Linked DNA regions of Homo sapiens: region 2 is linked to region 1. Evidence: chromatin loops called from intact Hi-C (ENCODE). Cell type or tissue: ascending aorta. All regions are shown on one strand.

Evidence for each region. Peaks named below come from ENCODE experiments on the same cell type or tissue, not always from the same donor. Only the 100,000 strongest peaks of a DNase experiment are listed, where the experiment ranks them.
Region 2: a loop joins it to region 1, with 4 times the contacts of the local background. A loop is called at or near these places in 61 of 110 quality-filtered maps.

Annotation. Positions count from the first base shown.
Region 1 is chr4:38,318,745-38,321,244 of GRCh38, reverse strand. No RefSeq gene overlaps it. Among named protein-coding and RNA genes, the nearest start is that of LINC02513, 47 kb to the left of the region's middle. RefSeq lists an enhancer at 2,315-2,500. In ascending aorta, a CTCF peak has its summit at 1,248 (motif pointing left); DNase peaks (open chromatin) are centred at 1,244 and 2,254; H3K4me3 peaks cover 1,171 bases; H3K27ac peaks cover 2,194 bases.
Region 2 is chr4:38,189,636-38,192,135 of GRCh38, reverse strand. No RefSeq gene overlaps it. Among named protein-coding and RNA genes, the nearest start is that of LINC02513, 180 kb to the left of the region's middle. RefSeq lists an enhancer at 2,410-2,500. In ascending aorta, no CTCF peak of the experiment used is centred here; a DNase peak (open chromatin) is centred at 1,105; H3K27ac peaks cover 2,500 bases.

The DNA.
Region 1 (2,500 bases):
ATGATGATATATACCAATGATACACAGGTATCATCTTATATTAGGGGAAATCCCGTGAGGGGTGGCGATCCAAAGATTATTGCCATCTCTCTTAGTGGGTCCACATCTTATCCATTTCCATCTCAGCTACTCTGAATACTTCTCTAACTTATTCAGAGTGAAGGGAGTTTTTACCCCAGAGCAGAATGAAAGCAGAGATGCCTAAATGGTAGTTTTACAGGAAGCTTTGGTTAACGTCTTTTCTACTGGTCTAGAAAAATACCCTAGGAAGTCACCATTTTAAACAAACAAACAAAAAAAATCACAGGAACAGGTGCATTAGAATACAAATCTCATGTGTATTTGGAACCAAGACCAACGTTTTCTGTACATAACCACCATCAAAAAAAGAATATCAGTTGTCTTCTATATCCAAATCCAAAGTGCAGGCAAACATCAGCTTTTGGTTCTTCTCTGTTTTCCTTTGAATGACACTATTGCCAGCCAGCCCTCGGGGTTCTCCACTGCTGCAGTTTTGAAACTTTTCTTTCCCAGGTTAAGAAACTAAAGTTGTAATGGAGAAAGAAATGGGAGAAAGCTACATCCCAGAGCAGAGGTGACCTGCCAGCACTCTAAAGTTATTCTAGACCTAGTACAGGCTCAAGCTTAGGACATTTGTTTCTTTTCCACCTGACTTCAAGGAGCTTGTCAAAGCGCAGCCTAAGTTAACAGGCTCTGTCAATGTGAGTACCAGAAGCCAGGCCGCCACCTGCGCTGTTCCAGAAGCCAGGGATACAATGAAAAAACACAAACGTTTCTCCCCATTTTGCTGTATACATTCCAATTCTTTCGCTAGGGACTGTACAAAATCCTGTCTTCTCTGGCAGGTTTCAGGTGGAGGTCCTGGGATGCTTGGACCCAGGACGGCCCATAGTGCGGGCCTCTGCGTCCTCTCCCCCTCACATAGGGGCAGAGGCCAGGAGGCCTGGATCCTTCCCCAGCAACCGTGTGGAGGTTTTTACTTCCTCTGATCCAGGGGACACATGTAATCTTTTTCTACAACTCCCTGAGGCTGGTTTTTCCCACCCTACAAATCAGTAAGCATAAATTTTTGCAGAGAAGCCTGGAGCCATGGGTCCTAAGCATTCAGGCAGCCAAAAAAATTAAATTTTCAACCGGAGCCGGGTAAGGACACATGGTCTCAAACGTTTCCTGCCCAATTGGAGCCGCTTTCCTCCTCTTGCACACTTGCTCCCCCTACTGCCTGACGCTGGAAGTGCAGGCCTGGCTCCGAGGCAAGCTTGAACGCCCCAGCTCGGTCCTGGGATGGCCAGGGTGAAAGCCAGCAGAGCAGAGAGGTTGCCAAAAAAAAAAAAAAAAAGCAATAGTACATCTTTCATAATTCTCCCACTGCTCTGGGGAAGGCACTAAGCTAAGTCTTTTCTTTACATTTGAAGAATAAACTCTGTAATAAAGATTGAATAAAAGTCTTCCCTGAATAAAGTTTTGCCAAATAAGTTAAAGTTAGGTCTCCCTTAAGGGTTCAATAAATGAAAAGAACTTCAGTTTTAGATTCAGACCTCGTGAAATCCCCAAGCCCCTTTGGATTTCAGACCCTTGGAACGCAGATCCAGGTTTTGCGCCTTTATGTGATGCGTGAACTTGGACATCTTATTTAATCTTTTTGAGCCTGAGTTTCTTTAACTGTAATTTGGGCATAATCATATTGTTGGTCTCATAGTGTTGCTGTAGAACGTAAATGAAAGAATGTGAATGCATGAGAAAAGACTTTTACAACATAAAAATAAATGTGAGCTGTTTCCCTTCCAATCCAACGCACACACACCCCTTTTCCATCTATCTAAGTGGAAATGGCCGTCGAGGCAACCTAAACCCCTAAAAAAGGAAGTAGGGCAAGGAAAGCCCGGTCACAAACAGGAAGTAACAGAAATGCCACTGAGAAACATTCAGGCAGAAGAAAGAAAGAAAAACAGTCCTAGGCTGTGTTTTTGAAGATCAAGTTAGATTTAGTTAATGATTTGGGGCGTTGCCAGCCCGACTTGACCCCCTAAATAGGGGGTTTTCAGAGATGGTTAGGAAATTCTTGACCTCGATTTGACCTCACGAATGGGAATTCTCACTCTGCAGTTGGTAGGTTCCTGCCTTTTTAAATGTAGGTCTCTCCTCCTTTTCCCCTGCGGCCATAGGAGGGGCCGAGCGCTCAGCCGGCTGGGAGGAGCTGGGGCTCCGCCTGCCCTCCCTCGCCGTGGGGAGCCGCCCTGCAGCGCCTCTCGGGTTACTGCCTCCCTTCCTGGCTTCACAAACTCGCCACATGGTAGGTTGGCTACTTAAGGGAATGTAAGAAAAAGCACTCAAGTGACGGCATACAAAGAAGTTTTACAGCTCTGGAGATTATGTCAGATTTTCCTTCCTAATTTCTCCTTAGAGGAGACAAAATCCTAGATTTTTTTTTTTTTTTTGAAGGAAAGGGGAAAAAAAACGCAAAACGAAAGGGAAACAT
Region 2 (2,500 bases), 130 kb after region 1:
CCATTGGTTTTTGCCACTCTCCCTGGGGATAAAGATTTCCCTTGCAGAATTATTCTTTTCTGTAATATAGCATCAAAAGTTAGGGAGAGAAAAATGAAGAGGCAGAAGGAAAGGAGGATATTTAGTAGAGATGAAAGGCATGTGGACTCGGGCTAGAAAGATTTCTTTTCTCTCTACAAGGGTAAAGGGAAAAGTGCACAGGCCAGGGCAGTTTTCTGCAGCGTTTTGAGGAAAGAGTGCCAGGGCAGACTCAGGGTGTGAGGAAGTGGATAGAAAATGGAAGGAGGCTGAATTAAGGGTAGCCTGTGTAGATTCCATTTACAGAGTTTGAAAATACAAGGTTGGGCACAGTGGCTCACGCCTGTAATCCCAGCACTTCAGGAGCCCAAGGTGGGCGGATCATGAGGTCAGGAGATCGAGACCATTCTGGCCAACATGGTGAAACCCTGTCTCTACTAAAATACACAAAAAAATAAGCGGGGCATAGTGGTGCGCACCTGTAGTCCCAGCTGCTCGGGAGGCTGAGGCAGGAGAATGGCGTGAACCCAGGAGGCGGAGGTTGCAGTGAGCCGAGATTGCGCCACTGCACTCCAGCAGCCTGGTGACAGAGCAATACTCTGTCAAAAAAAGAAGAAGAAGAAGGAGAAGGAGAAAGAGCAAAGAACTTAAGTTTTTCTGAAATATCTTTCACTCCCTCTTTCTTTGACTGCTCTGGGACTATATGTTTTTGTTGGGTTACATTTTAGTCCTTCTCTAAAGTCCTTTGATTTTGCCCTTCTCAGTGTTGGGCACAGAGGCTGGCCCATGATATTATATAAGGTTGATGTAAAAGTAAATGCAAAATCGAGTAATGGCAAAAACCACAATTAACGTTTGCACCAACCTAACAGATGTGCAGACTGGGTTAGCCTCTCTCCTCCCTTCTTTCCTCTGTCAGTCTTGAGAAGCCCATCGTGCTGAAAGGGCGACAGCATGGATCAGGGGCTGACAGGACAACTGGAGGGAGAGAGGCCAATAAAACATCCCCCTAAGCCTCCCTGGACCGAATACCAGCCACATAGTGCTGATCTTGGCTGGAAGCCCACCATTTACCAACCCCCTACGGGCCTCTGGGGTATGGCTAATTAAAGACATGGTTACTCATTTCATTCCCAAGTCACTATTTAAGGAAGCAGAATCATGCCATTCCTACAAGGCCTCTGACCCTACACTAGAGGCAAACAATGCTAAGGCTTGTCCAAGTGGCTGTAAGTACAAGGCTATCCAAAGAGCACGGGAGGGGGCAGAGGAGGGGAGACCACAGGCCCCACAGCTGGGCCAGCTGCTGGACTGTCCCTTCTTCAATGTCCTCCTCTCTCCCTTTCCCCAAGGGGCCAGGATCTAGTGACAACCCCTCTATAACCAACCCCCCTGCCAGGGCAACTCCTGTGTTTTCTGGGCATACTCAGAGTCACACAGCTGACTCAGAAAAAAGCACCAAAACGATCTCCTTTTGAATTTCAACTAGCAGCAATTTGGAGCGTTTGGGATTTTTCAGTTATTCTTTAAGAAGTAAAGAAAAACATGGCTTTTAATCAACTAACTCTTGTTGAGATCTGCTCTATGCCAGGCCTGGTGCTAAGATGAGGAAGAACAATGTATGAAATGTAATTCCTGCCCTCAAAGAGTATCTAGTCTTATAGATGAAATAGACACATAAACAAATAAATTACACCAATGCGGAATAAGCATAAACGCAGATATGTACTAAGCACAGTACAGAGTAGGTGGTGATAACCTCTCACTGACAGGAGAAGAAAGGTATGCTAGAAATCTAAGGCGGGCTTTGAGGGGCAAATGGGAGTTCATCAGGTAACCAAGTGAGGGAAGAACATCCCCAGCAGAGAAAAATCCTATGCGAATTCATTTAGATCACAGAGAAATAGGTTGAACCTACTAGTTCCAGTGGGTCTCAAGCTTTTTTAACAAACAACTCTTAATACAAGATAAATGGGGAATGGGGATGCCTGTTCTGAAACATCCAGTGCAAGCATAAAATGTCTTAGACTGGCCAGGTGTGTTGGCTCATGATTATAATCCCAGCACTTTGGGAGCCCAAGGCAAGAGGATTGCTTGAGGCCACGAGTTTGCAGCTGCAGTGAGCTATGGATTCCACCACTGCACTTCAGCCTGGGTGATGGAACAAGAACCTGTATCTAAAAGTAAAAATAAAAATAATTGATTTTCATTTTTAATTATGCAAGTTATGCATCATGGTTTACAATATTCTCATGTATTATGATATTAAAATAAGGTTGTGCATTTCTAGTCAGTAAGTTTACTTGACTTTCCAAATGTACATTGTCAAATAAAATTGATACTCCACGGAAGAAGCAGCTCCATGTTGACCCCTTGGCTTCACATTTGCCTGACTCATCCCTGGGGTCAGAGAAAGTCAGTTTACACTGCAGCCTGAGAACTAAAAAGCCTCTAAAAGGGGTTGGAGAGCCAGGCTCAGTGA